Linked DNA regions of Homo sapiens: all the other regions are linked to region 2. A link is a contact called in ENCODE Hi-C or POLR2A ChIA-PET data. All regions are on one chromosome and are shown on one strand. The core of a region is the stretch at or near the end of the contact, and the rest is flanking DNA. Distances in the headings are between cores, read along the strand shown.

Region 1 (2,938 bases), core at 439-2,938, 430 kb before region 2:
TTTTTGTAATTAAGACAGAGTCTCGCTGTGTCACCCAAGCTGGGCCACTGTTGCCCAGGCTGGGCTGCAGTGGCGCGATCTCAGCTCACTGCAACCTCTGCCTCCCAGACTCAAGCAATTGTCCTGCCTCAGCCTTCCCAAGTAGCTGGGACTACGGGCGTGTGCTGCCATGCCTAGCTAATTTTTTTTTTTTTTTTGTATATTTAGTAGACACGTGGTTTCGCCATGTTGGCCAGGCTGGTTGACCTCAAGTGATCCGACCATGTCAGCCTCCCAAAGTGCTGGGATTACAGGCATGAGCCTCCATGCTGGCCTCCCTCAGACTTTAAAATCAAGCTATTCCACGATATTCCCCAAACCTAATAAGAAAGTGATTACCTGTGTCTTTTCTTTCTGCTTGCCCATTCTTCATTATCTTTCAGACCCAGCTGAGATACTACTCCTAGGAAACCCATAGTCCTCAGAGTCCTTCTCCTCTTCCTCCCCAGAGGTCCCTGTCTCTCCCTCAAACACAACTTTGACACCCCTACACCTCTGTGTCTGGATCTGTCTCCCTAAACACATTGGGACAAGGTCAGGAGCTGACCCACTCATTTACTACTCATTCAGCAAGCACTTGTGGAATAACCACTGTGTGCCCGGCCCAGTTCCAGGAAAGTGGATTGAAAACATAAACACAATGAATAACACTCATCTCTGTCTCAGTATCAATCCACCTCGAAGGAATGAATACATGGGAAGGTCCCACCTGGAGTGAGGCTACAAGAACATGACCAGGACGTTTAGCAGGGAGTGAGCCCCCCACCTGGTCCCAGAGAAGAGGGAGATCTGAGAAGACACTGAGGTCTGAGATTAATTTGGGGCAGCGTTGGGGGAGAGGCGCGACCCTAGGTGGCCTTGGCTATGGATGTAGGTTTCAGAGCTCAGACATACCCAGTTGGCCTGTGGGTTTAGAGAGAGTGTAGAGGCTGCAGATCTGCAAGATGATCTGCCGGAGGGACGCCAGACTGGACCTGAGCCCTGGAGGCGTCTCTAATTTCCTTTCTCTTTCTGCACCTTCTTCTACCCTCCAAGCAGGTCCTATGGTGTCTTGAATGCAAAGATATGTAGTTTATATGTTATGCCACGCGCGCGCACACACACACGGTGTTTTGAGTAGGGGTCCTGTGATGTCTTGAATGCAAAGATATGTACTTTAGATTTCAACACACACACACACACACACACACACACACACACACACACACCCACGGTGTTTTGAGTAGGGGAAGCCCACGAGTAGATAGGCTCACTAAAGCCCTGGCGCGGCCTTAGAGTGGCTCCTTAGAAGGGAGCCTCGAATTTTCACATTTTGTCATCTTCCTTTTCTGTCCCCCACATCAGTAGAAAATAGGAGCGTCCCCCCCAGCCAGGTGCATTCGAGCCACCCCTTCAAGGGAATATAAGAATGGACTCGTCCACTCGCTCCCCTCCCCCCACCACGTGAATGGGTCACCCCCCCCCCCGCAACAGTAGGTGGTCCCTTCCGCACATTTCACTCTGTACAGCAAATGGTTTCTTCCCATTTGCTAGACAGAGGGCTAGATTTTCCCCGCCCACTCTCGACTCTTCAGGTAGTTCGCCCCTCCCCGTGACCGGTGGGTGGTTTCTCCCTCCTCCCCGCCTCGGGAGCTGGATGGTCTCGCCTCTCCCTCCCCCCACCCCGTGCCGGGTGCGCGGCCTGGGAGTCAGCGGCCCGAGCGGGAAGCGCCGGGCGAGCCCACTGTGCGGCCGTCGTGGGGGAAGCGAAGGTTCCTGATTCCACCTACCTCCTAAGTGAAGGCTTCCGTCCCTGGAGAGGAGGCGGCGCCCTGTATCGGCCTTCGTCCTCCGCGGGTGTGCTAGCGTTGGGACGGTCCTTTGTTGCCGCGAGGGGTAGGAGTGGGCGTGGCGGAGCCAGCTCCGTTCGGAACACTCCCGGGCCGACCCGACTCGCTCATCCTGCAGGAGCTGCGGCGCCAAGATGAGTGGAGAGGAGAACCCAGCCAGCAAGCCCACGCCGGTGCAGGACGTACAGGGCGACGGGCGCTGGATGTCCCTGGTGAGCGTTCCCACCTGGGATATTGAGGAGTCCGGGGGCGCGGGGGGTGGCTCAGGAGAACGGCTGGTTCGTGCCACTCTCACTACCTGATTGGGAAACTGAGGGCAGTTGAGGAGGCGCTGCCTAAGGGAGCAGGGCGGGGCGGGCCCTGGAGCGTGCATGCCATTGACTCCCTCTCGCGCGCTCCCGCAGCACCATCGGTTCGTGGCTGACAGCAAAGATAAGGAACCCGAAGTCGTCTTCATCGGGGACTCCTTGGTCCAGCTCATGCACCAGTGCGAGGTGAGGGCAGTCCCTCTCCCCCTGCCCCATCCAGCCCTGTGTCCATGCTGACACATCTGGACCAGAACCCAGGCCAGGTGAGGTATTATGAGAGTACCCAGATTGGCCTCAGGCAGCCCGAGGCTCTGAGAATCTTGGTGTAAGGTGCAACATTCTATTGAGAAAGAAATGTATGCCTTGGTTTTATCAGATTGGATTTGTGTATAATGTACTAAGACCTAAAATGAGGCTTTCCTGCCATAGGCTTGCCTAAAGTGAGGCTCTTTCTTGTTTGCTTTAAGTAGTGCGCAGCCCTGTTGGGTTTACACAAAGCTATAGTCACTTTACAGGAAGCGAAGGGCAACTCTAATGGCACTCCACAAAGAGGACTCAATCATAATAATATCTTTCCACAAAGCATGTCCAACTGTAATGGGTTTCATCAAAATAAGTTTCAACTGTAATGCCATTGATTCAATGCATGGCTCAAGCAGACTGGATTTTCATGAAGTGAGTCTTGCTTCTATGGGGCTTGGTTTGTTTTGTTGGTTGGTTGGTTGGTTGGTTGGTTTTTGAGACAGGGTCTTGCTCTGTCAC
Region 2 (3,023 bases), core at 175-2,674:
TTCTCACCTCTGCAGCGCCATCTCTTGCCCCCCTCCCGCATACCCACTTTGTACTCTGGCCCTGTGAACTCTCTGGATTTTGGATGTTTGTTCCAGGCACTGGAGGACCGCTGTCCAGACAGCTCCTTCCAGAAGCAGTGCAGGCGTCCCCTCCTCCCGCAGCCTTCCCGGTCCATTTTTGCACCCCAGCCTCAGCCAGGCCCAGCACCTGGCGCTTTTTCTTGTGTAATCATTCACAGAACCCTAGAAGTAGGTTCTCTCCTTAGCCCCATTTTACAGGAGGGATGGCTGAGGCTCTGGGAGGGCAGGCGGGTTGCCAGCATCACCAGGCAGTCAGGAGTGGCACTGGGTTCAAACTCTTGGCTCCCTGGCCTCTCCCTGCCTGGGCTGAGGAGCCAGTCTGTGGCCTGCCCTGGCCTGTGACCCTGTGCCTGGCCCTCATTCTCTGTAAGTTGTATGTGTCAACCTAGGGGTCAGGGGTGAGTTCAGTCCTTGGGCTGGGCTGCTGGTGATTGAAGGGGCTCAGAGCGGGGTGGAGACTGGGGGTGTCTCTGAGTGAGACGAGGCGGCTCAGGCTGGCTGCAGTGTCCAATCCGGGCTCCTCTGGGAAGCCCCAGCTCTCAGCCAGGCCTCCCACATGGCCAGTCCCCTCTTCTGGAGGTAGGTGGAGGAGGGAGGTGAGGAAGAGAGAAGGAGGAAGAGATGGGGAGAGGGGCCGAGCACCCTCATCGTCACGGGCTTAAGACTCAGACGTGAACTCCAATCCTTGCTCCCAGTGTCCCCTTGGGTGGGGAACCTTTTTCTCTGAACTCCTGGGTTAGCGTGGCCACAGCCCCTGCCAGCTGTCCTTGAGCAGGTGAGGGGGAGTCCATGAGACACCCATTCCCCCAGTGCTGAGAAGGGACTCCCAACAGAGAGAGGCACCTGAGGTTTAAGGCAGAGAAAGCTTTTTCTCCCCTTGACAGACGCTGAATGCTGCTACCCCTAAGTCCCCTTCCTGCCCCCAGCCCTGGTGCTCAGTCAAGAGCAACTTTAGTTCCTTATTTTGGCCTGTGGGGAACAGGAGGTGGGGGAGGTGACTCTTGCTCCTGCCTCCCTGTGTGAGACTGTGGACGCCCCTTCTCCTTCGCTGGGCTCCCTCCAGCCCCACCTTGGCCCATCTTGGCACAGATACGATTTCTATAGGCATCTTCCCTGGGTCCCCTATCCTCTGCCTCCTCTTCCCCTTTCCCTGAGCCCCCTTCCCTCTGCCTGTGCCCTCTCTGCAGCCTCCACAGCTTCCCCCACCTCCCGCCAGTTCCTGCCCTTTGGCCACATACCCAGGTAGACAGCAGACAGCAGGAAGAGGAGGAAGATGGTGGCAGGCAGAGCTTGGAGGACTCCTGGACCCCCAGGCATCTTCTCCCAGTGGGTTGGTTAGTTTGAGTTGCAGCAGTCCCAGGGTACCAGATCCCTACCCCAAACCCCACCCTACTTCCTGCCCAGCCCCCCGGAGATGGGCTCCAGTGGCCCTCGCTACTGGGCCCTTTGCTTGTTGGGCCTGGGGACAGCCCCTGCCGGGTATGCTTCAGGCTGTGAGTGGAGAGAAACTGCTCCCTGCACCTGTGGTGGCCACAATTCCCCTGAGAGGTGGCTGCTTGGGTGGGGGAAGAGGCTGGTTCAAGGGCTGGCTCGTCACTGCTGAGCCTTTGGAAGGAAGCCTAGGGAACCTGAGTCCTGGGCATGTGTCATGGGCAGGTGATGGTTCTGAGCTTGACCTCTCCCCCTGCCTGGACTTGGGCAAACCTTGTCCCTTCCCTGACCCCATTTCCTTGCTTCTTGGGATTAGAAACAAGGACTTAAAGGGGTTGTCACATGCACAGAAATGGCCCACAGTAGGCGCCCAGTAAATGTTAGTCACTATAAATACTCATGAAGAATAAATAAGGCAGGCTGACCTGTGGCTGACTACCCGTGTGACTAGGTGGGCACTTTGATCCTTCGAAGCTTGACATTTTTCATCTGTGAGATGAGGACCAGAATGTCTCCCTGTCTCATTATGTGATACGAGATGGTGTTCCTGGTATTCAAGGAGTGAGAACCATGATCAGCTCTTTACTGGAATTCTTTTTTTAAAAAAACAGGCCAGCTATGGTGGCTTATGCCTGTAATCCCAGCCCTTTGGGAGGCTGAGACAGGAGAATCACCTGAGGTCGAGTTTGAGACCAGCCTGGCCAACATGGCGAAACCCCATCTCTACTAAAAATACAAAATTAGCCAGATGTTGTGGCACATGCCTATTATTCCAGCTACTCAGGAGGCTGAGGCAGGAGAATCAGTTGAACCCAGGAGGTGGAGGTTGCAGTGAGCTGAGATCACACCATTGCACTCCAGCCTGGGTGACAAAAGCGAAACTCTGTCTCTAATAATAACAATAATAACAACAACAACATATATTTTTCTTCTTTTTTTTTTTTAAGAGGGATGGGATCTTGCTATATTGCCCAGGCTGGTCTTGAACTCCTGGCCTCAAGCAATCCTCCTGCCTCAGCTTCCCAAAGTGCTGGGATTACAGGCATGTGCCACTGTGCACAGCCAGAAGTTGTTTTATATTGACCTGCCATGACTGGCAAGGTAGGCCATCCCCCATTTTACAGAGGGGGAAACCGAGGCCAGAGAGGGGAGGTTGTCACTTGCGGGTGTCATACAGTCTAGGGGTGGTGGACAGAGATTCAAAGTCATCTTTGTGTTGCTCCCAGTTTCCTTTGAGCATGTCTGGTAGGAGGGAAATGAGGTCTGAGTGGGGAGGGCGGAGTTGCTGAGATATTTGTGAGCAGTTAGGGGACCCTCACACACATACAAGGGGATATATAAAATAAATTTATTGCAGGGAGATTTTTGGTAGCAAACATTGAGAAGCAAATGAAAAGTCCATTTGTGGGAGAATGGGTGCATACACTGTGGCAAAGTGAGCCAACAGAATGCTACAGAATAGGGGAAGGTGTCATAAGGCTGTCTCAGAAACAGCACAAACATCAGAAAAA
Region 3 (2,980 bases), core at 264-2,763, 480 kb after region 2:
TTAGCTCCATAGATCCAGAGAAGTGCAGTCCGTTGGCCAAGGCTACACAAGTGGAAAGCGGCAGAGCAAGGACATGCATCCACCCATGTAACCACTACTCTCCTATCTGTCAACTGTAGTTCAAAGCTCTTCTGCAACCCATTGCCTCTCCCCGTCTAAAGATAGGCTTCCACCTAGGTTTTTTGCAGTGTAATCTTGCCCTTAGCAGCATCCACCTGAAGGGATTGTGACCCTTTTGACAAGAAACAAAGCCTTCTCAAGTGTTTCTAAGAAATGTGGGCAAAGTGCCCTGTCTGTACCTCTCTCCCTCCTTTTTTCCCCTCATTAATTCAACAAATATTAATCGTCTCCTCTGTACAGTGTCCAGAACACACGAATTCTCTGTCTTGATATTCGATCAAGAGACACAGGAATCAAACAAATTTTTTACACAATTCATTTTAAAATCAGAATTGTGGCAAAGGAGCAAAGAAATACAAGGCCCTATGCAGCCTGTGACAGGGACCTGTTCTCTTCTTTCTTCTTCTTGAAGAGGGATCTTTGCCCAGAAGAAAGTCCCTCCCTTACAAAGTCAGTTTCATTCTCCAAACCCTGAGGGAGAAGGTCTTGCGGTCTTCCCCTGTTCCTCCAAGGAGCCTCCCCTGAATACCAGTGGCAGCTAATAAGGAACCCCCATCTCTCTCTTCAAGTCGTCTCCCTCAGGGCCCACAAAGAAGTTGCAAACGGGTTTTTTCCTCTCCTAAAGAAGTGGAAGTTCTTTTCGTCTCCTAAGGAAGTGGCAGATCTTCCCTTCGGTGTCTTCTCCAAGGAGTCTCCCACTCTTTTTCCCTTTTGTGACAGCCCTTCCTTCATATCCTTCAGGGACCCCACACTCTGAAGATAGCCTTTACATCCCTAATCCCCTTTGGGAAAACCGCCTGGGGCCCAGGTACTCACAGATCTAGCCAGTCCCCGAGCCCCAGGCTGCCGCAGCAGCAGGAGGGCAGCCTGGCTCAAACCACGGTTTAGCCGCCAGACCCTCGCTGCAGCGATCGCTACCGCCATCTTGGCTAACAACCACTCAGCGGTCCGGCACTCACGTAGGCTAGATTCGGGGCTGCCTCTTTATGTGCCTGACGCAAACTCCAGCACCATCTGACAAGAAAACCATCTTCTTCCCGTTCTGTGGTAGATAGAATGCACAGAGATTTGGAGAAAAAAAAATCTATCTACCCAAAATTTTCTCCAATCGCCTCATTGTAGTTACTCCTGTAACAGGCAAAGAAGAGGGCAACCTGACCAGGGCCTCAGGGATTTAGGGCCCGGGGGCCCAGAGTAAAGCGGATCAATGCCAAGGCCTGCCTTCTGTTCCCAAATGTCCAATGGCGTTGCCAGAGTTAGGAGGTGGGACTGGGCGGAGCCAGATTGTTGGTAAACGCTAAGCCACGTGCGGACGCCCAGGAGGATGGCCCAGCCCGGCGCGTGCGCACTGGTTACGCAGCCTGTTTGCGGCGCGCGCTGCCAGGCGGAAGTGACAACTGCAGCCGCACGTGGGCTCGGCGCGATGGAGGAGGAGACGCATACTGACGCCAAAATCCGTGCTGAAAATGGAACAGGGTCCAGCCCTCGGGGTCCTGGCTGCAGCCTCCGGCACTTTGCCTGCGAACAGAACCTGCTGTCGCGGCCAGATGGCTCTGCTTCCTTCCTGCAAGGTAAGAACTTCACCCAGGTCTTTCTTTTGGAGAGGGACTACCGTGTACTGTGCAACCGAGTGCCCACCTCCTCACGATACCAGCTGGTAAATGTCACTCCTGCGTTGATGCATGATTTCTTGTCCGATTGAATACTACTAAATACGCAGGGATACACACATCTCTCCCTCACGACTAGAAAGGAGAAGATAGTTCCATCTTTGTAACTATCTCTGAGAATGAGAGGAGGGGCAGACTGTCCGCCCAAGAATTGATATTTCAGAATAGGGAAAATCACCTCGCCAGGGTAAATATCCCCCTTAACTCGATTCCTCCTCCACCCTCCCACCCCCACCCCCCACACACACACCCTCTAGGTCCTTGCATCCCGGACTGAAGCAAACCTGTCTATTTGCATACTGTGGACTGTGGCGGATCTTTCACCCACGTAAATACTCCTCAAATTGAAGATAATGTCATTGCGCTGGGTTGAGAAATACATCCCCACCGCTACCTCACTGCATCTCTCCACACAAGTAAATATCCCTAAGATTAGGGCAAGTCAAAAAAAAAAAAAAAAAAAAGATTAGGGCAAGTCTTACCTATAGAGCAAATATCCCCTTTTCCTAGCTAAATAACTCTCAGAAGTAGATTAACTCCAAGAATATTTCTCTTTAACGTTTGAGACGGGAGGCCGGGGGCGGTGGCTCACGCCTGTAATCCCCACACTTTGGGAGGCCAAGACCTGTGGCTCACCTGAGGTCAGGAGTTCGAGACCAGCCTGGCCAACATGGCGAAACCCTGTCTCTACTAAAAATACAAAAACTAGCCAGGCATGGTGGCGGGCGCCTGTAATCCCAGCTACTCGGGAGGCTGAGGCAGGACAATCACTTGAACCTGGGAGGCAGAAGTTGCAGTGGGCCGAGATCGTGCCATTGTACTCCAGCGTGAGCGACAAAGCAAGACTCTGTCTCAAAAAAAAAAAAAATTGAGACAGCGTCTCACGATGTCACCCAGGTTGGTCTTGAACTCCTGGGCTCAAGCAATCCTCCTCCCAAAGTGCTCATACAGGTATGAGCCACCACGCCCAGCCCCAATACATTTTAACAAAATTTGGCTGCTGTGTTGATTGTGGGGAGTATGGGGGAAAACAGGGAGGTGATGGTGGCTCCAGCCAGAGCAGGAGTAGTGGAGGTGATGAGATTCTGGATGTAGTTTGAAAGTAATACGGACAAAACTTACGTATAGTTTGGTTTGAGTGCGAGGAAAAAGATTCAGGCATAACTAAGGTTTCTGCCCAGATCTGTACA

The links. Hi-C counts contacts between places; a loop is a spot of excess contacts on that map. ChIA-PET counts read pairs that join two places held with the same protein, here RNA polymerase II (POLR2A). Pooled maps may share reads with other maps.
Region 1: a loop to region 2 is called in a pooled map, with 3 times the contacts of the local background. The contact joins the promoter of PAFAH1B3 here to the promoter of CD79A in region 2. A Hi-C loop is called at or near these places in 4 of 50 pooled maps. POLR2A ChIA-PET finds 5 or more read pairs at or near these places in 2 of 52 experiments (GM12878 and activated naive CD4-positive, alpha-beta T cell).
Region 3: a map with no recorded cell type shows a loop between it and region 2 (6-fold over the local background). The contact joins the promoter of EXOSC5 here to the promoter of CD79A in region 2. A Hi-C loop is called at or near these places in 2 of 37 single-sample maps with no recorded cell type and 9 of 50 pooled maps.

What each region holds. Positions count from the first base shown.
Region 1 is chr19:42,301,374-42,304,311 of GRCh38, reverse strand. PAFAH1B3 (platelet activating factor acetylhydrolase 1b catalytic subunit 3) reads left to right here and starts at 1,688. Exons shown (of 5, transcript NM_002573.4): 1 at 1,688-2,080; 2 at 2,273-2,362. The coding sequence starts at 2,003. It overlaps PRR19 (proline rich 19), which reads right to left and starts at 2,180. Exons shown (of 3, transcript NM_199285.3): 1 at 1,809-2,180. RefSeq lists a silencer at 1,574-1,793 and enhancers at 1,347-2,001, 1,954-2,083, 2,164-2,213.
Region 2 is chr19:41,875,680-41,878,702 of GRCh38, reverse strand. It overlaps CD79A (CD79a molecule), which reads right to left and starts at 1,424. Exons shown (of 5, transcript NM_001783.4): 1 at 1,320-1,424. The coding sequence starts at 1,398. RefSeq lists a silencer at 1,223-1,282 and an enhancer at 2,690-2,759.
Region 3 is chr19:41,395,892-41,398,871 of GRCh38, reverse strand. It overlaps EXOSC5 (exosome component 5), which reads left to right and starts at 1,513. Exons shown (of 6, transcript NM_020158.4): 1 at 1,513-1,691. The coding sequence starts at 1,544. BCKDHA (branched chain keto acid dehydrogenase E1 subunit alpha) reads right to left here and starts at 1,054. Exons shown (of 9, transcript NM_000709.4): 1 at 937-1,054. The coding sequence starts at 1,044. RefSeq lists enhancers at 199-870, 1,026-1,305, 871-1,543 and a silencer at 1,302-1,590.